Regions from separate parts of the Homo sapiens genome. Here region 1 is linked to region 2. A link is an interaction called in ENCODE POLR2A ChIA-PET data of the cell type or tissue named here. Cell type or tissue: HCT116. All regions are shown on one strand.

Region 1 (4,000 bases), 71 kb before region 2:
GGGGCACTGTGGACAGAGAAGGGTCCCCAAGGTGGGGCTCAGCTGCAGGGCCCCACCCTGAGGCTCCCATGACAGCAGGCTGCCATGCAGGCTCCCTCCCATCAGTGCCACTGCCCCCAAGTCAGAACAGTACCACGGTGACGCCATGACATCCACCCCGTCCCCAGGAGCCGCATGGGTCATGCACACAGGAGATGGGCAGTGGGGGTCTGTGAGACCACGTGGCCCTTTCACTCAATGGTGAACTTATCGGCACCCAGAATATCTGAGCCAGCGTAGGTGAGACTGCCATGTGCATAGGACAGAGGGGGAAACTGAGGCCCACTCGGCAAGGGACAGCAGAGCAGGGAGCAGAACATGAGATTCTGGACTTCCCCTACCTTAGGTCTTCCCATTGCCCCCTGAAAAGAGGTCACATCACTGTGTGATCCCCAAGCACTCAGGGAGCATGAGCCCTGTGCTGGAGCCCAGGGACACGGCAGCCCCATCCACCATCCCTCACCCGGGGCAGGGCTGCACCCAGGCACCGTGCGTCTAGGCTGGGACAATGAGGCCCCATCTCTGGCAGCCCACAGACACACTGCAGGGGCCCTGACAGATGCTAGGGTGACAGTGAGCTGCTGGCTGGCAAAGGCAAGAAATACAACAGCCACAAACCACACCACTCGGGCCCTGAGATGGGTGGGAGCAGCCTTGGCCCTCCAAGGAGGCGGTGCTGTCTGACTGGACAGGGTCGGGGGTGACTGATTCAGGGAGACAGCTCTGGTGGGGATAGCAGGTCCCAGCTTTGCTACTACCTGTCCTCGGAAACTCATCCAAGCCTCCAGAGCCTGCTTTCCCATCTGTAAAATGGCCCACCCCTTCCTCCACCTACCAGATCTGTGGTGCCACATCACACCTGAAGGCATTCTGGAGGTGCAAGGTACACCACACAGCCAGCCTTCCTTTGGCCTTGGTGACAGCAAAGGCCGAGAGGCAGAGGAGGAGGAGGAGGACATGGGAGGCAGGAAAGGCTCCTCCACTGGCTCTTGGGGGAGTGGAAGAGGGGACCCTTCCTACCCAGGCCATGGACCCTCCTACCCCCATCCCAGCCCCTCAGGGAAGAAGCTGAGAGGAACCCCACTCCTGCCCCCCTCCCATCCCCAGGGCCTTCCATCAATCCTAGGAAAGCACAGAAGGCTGCACCCCTCAAAAGGGTCCTCCCCTGGCCCCTACACAGACACAGACAAGTATGCGCACGGATGCACGCACACACATACACACGCACAATGCACACAGGACGGCCCAGGGCTAAAGGAGGCACAGCCCAGGACCTGAGGGGTGGAGGATCTGGCACCACAGGGGGCAGGACAGACAGCTCAGAGCAAGGGGCCTTCCGATGTCTACTGTGACTGGGGGGTGACGGATGGGGGGTGCCCCTCTTCCTGTAGAAACTGAGGCTCCCGCCCTAGGAGCCTCCTGCCCTAGAAGCCTCCTGCCCTCTCCCTATCCCCAGCCTTGGAACAGGAGCCAGGTCTGGGGTGGCTCCAGGAACCTGAATTTGAGTGGATAGTTCTGCCCTTGTGTGGCCTTAGGCAGGTCACTCTGCTTCCCTGAGCATCAGTTTTCTCATCTAAAAAGGGAGTAACATGCCTGGTGCCAGAATACTCAGTAATGTTAAAGGACACTATGATGGATGTGGAGCCCTTGCAGAGCACGTGGTCACTGAACAGTGGTCGCGGTGTTGGCATGATCACCACACCTGTCTGCCTTTCCCTAACACTCATGCCTCCCGTCTCTAGGGGAGTCAGACGCGGAGAAGGGCGCGAGGAAGCTATTGTGGACGGGGTCTCGAGCAGCGCGGGCGAAGCTTTGCGGGATCGGCTACCGAGGCGGGGCAGGAGCCGGCAGGGGCGGGGCCTTTTGAGGAGGGCAGGCCTTCCCCTGGGGGCGGGGCCTGTTCCTGGGGTGGGGCGGGGCGTCCGGCGCGGGGCGGGCGGAACACTCACAGTACAGCGCGGGCAGAGCCATTCACCGTTTGGGATCTCGGGCAGCGGCGGGTTGAGGCAATGCAGGTGGTAGGAGGAGGGGCAGGCGTCGCAGCAGAGCAGCTCGCCCCCGTCCTTGCACACGCGGCAGAACTCCATGTGGTCGTCCTCCTCCTCCTCGCAGCCGCCCTCCTCCTCTTCATCGTCGTCGTCCTTCGGCTCCCACTGGATCCCCTCCTTCTCCTGGGGGAGGAGGCCAGGTGGAGGCACCCTGGGCGGGGTCCCCGCTCCACCAGGCCCGACTCCCTCCCTCCCCTACAGCATCTCCCCGCATTCTGCCCCCAAATGAGGGCACAGGGGTGGGGGAGCCAGGCGTGGCCCCGCCCCCAGCCCGGGGCTCTGCCAAGGCTTACACAGTGGGGGCAGCTCCACTTGCCCTCGGGAGCCTTCTCCAGCTCTGGGTCCAGGCATACGAGATGGTAGGCCCTCGGGCAGGTGTCGCACAGGATGATCTCCCCACCCTGCTGGCACACCTCACAGTAATCCTGGTGGTCTGTCTCATAGCCGTCACCATCATCAACTAGGGTAGGGGAGAGGCAGTCATGGAAGTCCTCATCCACACTCCCAGCACACAACCAACTGCATCGCCCCAGGCCAGACAGGCACAGAGTAGATGTCTAATAGAGGGTGGATGGAAAGGTGGGTGGGTGAATAGACTGATGGTTGAGGTGGTAAAAGGGTGAGGAGATAGAAGATGGATAAAAGGAAAGAAGGAAGGAAGGAAGGGTAGGAGAGTGGGTGGATGGGTAGAAAGATGAATGGATAAATGGATGATGGATGGATAGACAAATGGATGGATAGATGAATGGATGGACAAATGGATGGATGGATGGATGATGAATGGACAAATGGATGGACAAATGGAAATGGGTGGACTGATGGATGGATGGATGGATGGACAAATGGATGGATGGATAGGTGGATGGAAGGATGGATGGATGATGAATGGACAAATGGACGGATGATGGATGGATGGATGGATGGACAAGTGGATGGATAGATGGATGTATAGATGGATGAATGGACAAAAGAATGGATGGATATATGGATAAACCAAATGGATGGATGAATGGATGGGCAAATGAATGGATGATGGATGGATGGACAAATGGATGGATGGATGGATGGATGGATGGATGGGCAAATGGATGAGTAATGGATGGACAAATGGAAGGATGGATGCATAGATGGACAAATGGATGGATAGATGGACAAAAGGATGGATAGATGAATGAACAAATGGATGGATGGGTGGACAAATGGATGATGGATGGACAAATGGATGATGGATGGACAGAGTGGTAGATGGATGGATGAACCAATGAATGGATAATGGATGGACAAATGAATGGATAACGGATGGACAATGGATGGATGGATGATGGATGGATGGACAAATGGATGATGGATGAATGGACAAGTGGATGGATGGATGGGATGGATGAATGGATGGACAGATGGATGGATGGACAAAAGGATGGATGGATGGATGGATGGATGGATGGATGGATGGATGGACAAGTGGATGGATGGATGATAGGATGGATGGATGGATGGATGGATGGATGGATGGACGGACGGACGGACGGACGGATGGACAAAAGGATGGATGAATGGATGGATGGATGGATGGTGGATGGATAGCTGACGGATGGATGGACAAATGGATTGATGATGGATGATGGATGAATGGCTGGATGGATGAAGGATGGATGGATAAAAAGAAGGGACTGAGGGAAGGAGGGAGAAGGAGGGATGGGAAGGAAGGTGAGGTAAAGATGGGTGTTAAGTGGGTGGGGGGTGACTGAAGGGAGGATGGCGATGAGATGAAGCACTTCCCTCTCCAGTCACCACACTGCTAATGCAAATGCCCTGGGGTAGCTCCCACCATAGGTTCCTTGTTCTTTCCTTACTGGGACAGGATGCCCCTCCCCAGACAGTAGAAACCAGGGCCGTGTGGGAAACACAGGGGC
Region 2 (4,000 bases):
CAGAGAGTCTACAGAACACGCACGACGACAGCAGGAACAACGCGGCCTCAGCCAGGTAAAGCAAGTCTCTCCACTGGAGAGTGTGCACGCGATGTGGCTTCTGAGGCCAACAGGACGACAAAGGAAACTCCAGGCTTTTCCCCTTTGGCGCCAGCTCTGGGGCCCTGGCTGGGCCTCTTTGTAAAACAAGGGGTCAGAGAGGCTCTCAGCCCAGATGAGTAACTTATAAGTGACCTCATAGATAAAACAGGTGTTCCTTTGATAGACAGAACCCCATTTTACCATTATAAACAGCCATGGCTGCTGCCTGCATCCACTTTCACCACTGGGAGCTGCACGTGCTTATGCTAGGGGACTCGGGTCACTGAAATGAGAAAGTGACCGAGGACTGTTCCCCAGAGCCAGCGCATGCGCCCCAGTACCTGCCAGAGGAAGACGGCTGTGCATTAACACCTACGACACAGTCACAGGCTGATCTTTGTGTATTTTGCTTTCAGGAAAACATAGTCACAGGGCAGAGGACAGCACTGTAGAATGAGAACCAGAAGAGCCTAGGGGTGTGCAGAGGGTTGCTGAAGTGGCCAGAGTCACAGCGCGGCTGGTGACAGAGCAGAGTCTGGCCCCAGCCTCCCCTGCACAGCCGCCATTTATTAGCTCAGATGCTTCCAAATTCAAAATGCAGTGTCACCAGAAACCGCTGACACAGGCTGATGGTTCAGCAACTCACAGCCATCCCCTGGGGATGGGCTCCTACTCAGAAGTAGACAAGGTCCTTTTGGAGACAGAGCCTTCCTGGTTCTCACTCACTGAGGCCTTCCAGGAAGACGTTCCATTCTGAGTGCTTTGGCCCAAGTGGATTTTAGTGCAGGGATATGGTGAAATGGGGGAGCGGGCTGGGCTTACATGAGGCTGTCCCTTTAGGAATAATCCAGGAAGTGTCCCGGAAAAGAGAGAGAAGACATCAGAGCCTAAAGGAAACAGCTGGGCTCCGAACGGCCTCTCAGAAGAGCCTCTACTGAAAAATATGGATCATCACAGATCCAAACAGAAAAATGGGGGCGATGTCCCCACATGGAGGGAACACCCGACTTAGCAAATGGGACCGGTCCCCAGGGTCAGGCTCTTAGAGCAGGCACAAGACTGGGACACTGGACAGAAGGTTGTTCCCATGATGGTTTTTTTTATTTTTTATTTTTGAGATGGAGTTTCGCTCTGTTGCCCAGGCTGGAGTGTAATGGTGCAATCTCGGCTCACTGCAACCTCTGCCTCCTGGGTTCAAGCGATTCTCCTGCCTCAGCCTCCCGAGTAGCTGGGATTACAGGCGCCTGACACCACGCCCCGCTAATTTTTTGTATTTTTAGTAGAGATGGGGTTTCACCATGTTGGCCAGGCTGGTCTCAAACGCCAGACCTCAGGTGATCCACCTGCCTCAGCCTCCCAAAGTGCTGAGATTACAGGGGTGAGTCACCGCGCCTGGCCAATGTTGTTGTTGTTTTTAAGACAGAATTTCACTCTTTGTTGCCCAGGCTGGAGTGCAATGGCGCAATCTCTGGCTCACCGCAACCTCCGCCTCCCAGGTTCAAGCGATTCTCCTACCTCAGCCCCCAGAGTAGCTGGGATTACAGGCATGTACCATCACACCCGGCTAATTTTTTGTATTTTAAGTAGAGAGGGGGTTTCTCCATGTTGGTCAGGCTGGCCTCGAACTCCCAACCTCAGGTGATCCGCCCACCTCGGCCTCCCAAAATGCTGGGATTACAGGGGTAAGCCACTGTGCCCGGCCGGTTATTTCTTTAAAAGGTAATCATTTGTCAAGAGTAAAACCCAGAAGCTCTGACAGGCCATAATTTCAGATCCTTTGGCTTGGGCAGTTTTGATTTTCCCCGTGTTTGCATGGCATGAAGTCTTCGTCCTTGTCACAGTAGCTTGGGATGACTCCCAGTCCACATGGAAAACATCAGGGAGTGACAATCCAGCAAGAAATCCCTCGCTAGTTCCACACCTACGCACCGAGCGTCGGTGTGCCAGGCCCTGTGCTGGGCAGAGTGTGGTATGTCAGGGTGTGCCGGTTTTAGGTAACAAGACTCCACCACTGAGTGGCACCTGCCCTATTGCAAAGGAATCCAGTTCCTCCGGAATAACAGTCCCACTGTTAACCTGGTGCTACTGGGAAGTTCCACACAGTAATCTGAGCAGTGACTCATGGAAGGATGAGGAACGTTTGCTCCAGCTTCTCTCCCTTTCCAGCAAGGGCAGAGCTCCTAAAGCCAGGGGTTAGCACCTGGCCAGCTTATGTGGCAGATGGTCTCAGTTACAACTTCGCTGCTTTCCCAAACTCCTGCAGCCCTCCTGAGTCCGACTTCCGTTGATAGCAAGGCACTGGGTGGCAGCAACCTTTTTTCTAGTAGTTTTTTCCCAGCAGTTTTCCATTTCTCCACAGTATCCTTTTCATTTAGAGGAGCTTAATAAATGCTTTTTAAAAAGTAACCCACGTGACGTAAAATTTTACAAGTTTTTGTGGCAAAATGATGCCCAGATAGTCACATTTAAGCAAATATTCAGCTTGATTCAGTGATTAACAGCAAATGGGTCTACGTGCTAACATGGCAGCACATTCAACACATAACACATCACTCACATTGACGTCCACTGTCCCTGCACCTGCTACTTCAGGGGCACTGAGGCTCCTGTTCCAAGGCCTTACAAACCTATGTGGTGGCCTGCAGGGCAAAAGGAATTATCATTACAACTGGTTAGAGGTAGGAATTCAGAAAGAAATTGAGGAGGCCAAACACACGTCGTTTGAGGCTAAAGGCTTAAGACGCTTCTTACCCAAGAGTGACCTCAGAGTTTCACATCCCAGACAATCACACTGTGGTTGAGTGAAATCAAGTGCAGTTTTATTTAAGAACTGGAAAGAATAATCAGTATCTGTGAAAGAAAATCCAATTTAGAATATTTAAATAAACATTTATGTAAAAAGAAGAGTAGAATAATTACTCCGTTCAGTTCCTCTCCTTGCAATGGGATAGGCTGCCTCTGCTGCAGATGGCTGGGTCTTCCAAACCCATGACAAGTGCCACGGCCTCTGCAGCAGTGGCCCAGAGAGTAGGCACTTCCCAGCATGACAGAGAGGCCGAGGCCTTCTAACCTTGCCAAACCACTACAAAAGCAAACTAGGGTGGGCAAGCCCAACTACCTAAGGCAGGAAGAAAGTGCAGTGAAGGGACAGTGGTGTGCTGTGCGTATCGTGGGGGTACTCCTAAGCAGCTAGCTGTTGGCGAGATCTTACAAAGCCTGATCGGCTAACGCAGCTTCCTGGTTTAGGAACATTTTCCCCGGTCGTATCAATCCCCCAGGTTGGTAAATGAACAGAAGGGATGAATAAAGCCTACTTTTTAGGCTCAAGGAGCAGCTCGTGAAGGGGTGGCAGGTGCGCTGCTGCCTTGTTTTCTGTCCTGCTAAGAGGCTCACCCCGCGACCTCTTCTGTAAACTGCCACTCAGCAGCGGCCTGCAAGCCCTCACGAAAGGCTTCACTCTATGCTGTTTCCAGGTAGCTTTGTTCTGACAGTACCTATTTTCCACTTCAGAATCTCCACTTTAAAACCTGCAATGGAAAAATAAATCTCTTGACAGTTTTTTAAATCGAGAAAATTGGTGATGTGGCCTTGGCAGCAAATACCCAGAAAGCCTTTACCTCATTAACCTGATTCTCCACGGGCCCTGCCACTGCTAAATTTATAAAGCTAAAAATAATCTCAAGATCATGGAACTAAAAAGAAGTCAATCACTTACCAAATCCTGTCCTTAAGGAGTTCATCTTGGCTGGGCGTGGTGGCTCACGCCTGTAATCCCAGCACTTTGGGAGGCCGAGGCGCGTGGATCACTTGAGGTCAGGAGTTCGAGACCAGCCTGGCCATCATGGTGAAACCCCGTCTCTACTAAAAATACAAAAAAATTAGCTGGGCATGGTGGCCCAAGCCTGTAATCCCAGCTACT

What was found. Peaks named below come from ENCODE experiments on the same cell type or tissue, not always from the same donor. Only the 100,000 strongest peaks of a DNase experiment are listed, where the experiment ranks them.
Region 1: POLR2A ChIA-PET joins it to region 2 with 5 read pairs; 4 of 35 experiments call an interaction of 5 or more read pairs at or near these places.

The regions. Positions count from the first base shown.
Region 1 is chr1:6,146,866-6,150,865 of GRCh38, forward strand. CHD5 (chromodomain helicase DNA binding protein 5) reads right to left here. Exons shown (of 42, transcript NM_015557.3): 8 at 2,381-2,547; 9 at 1,989-2,210; 10 at 1-6. Among named protein-coding and RNA genes, the nearest start is that of CHD5, 31 kb to the right of the region's middle. In HCT116, no CTCF peak of the experiment used is centred here; a DNase peak (open chromatin) is centred at 1,996; H3K4me3 peaks cover 984 bases; H3K27ac peaks cover 476 bases.
Region 2 is chr1:6,218,315-6,222,314 of GRCh38, forward strand. It overlaps RNF207 (ring finger protein 207), which reads left to right. Exons shown (of 18, transcript NM_207396.3): 17 at 1-55; 18 at 922-2,985. The coding sequence ends at 1,093. ICMT (isoprenylcysteine carboxyl methyltransferase) reads right to left here. Exons shown (of 5, transcript NM_012405.4): 5 at 2,879-4,000. Among named protein-coding and RNA genes, the nearest start is that of RNF207, 14 kb to the left of the region's middle. RefSeq lists silencers at 521-721, 1,152-1,337. In HCT116, no CTCF peak of the experiment used is centred here; DNase peaks (open chromatin) are centred at 1,515 and 2,127; H3K4me3 peaks cover 1,344 bases; H3K27ac peaks cover 3,639 bases.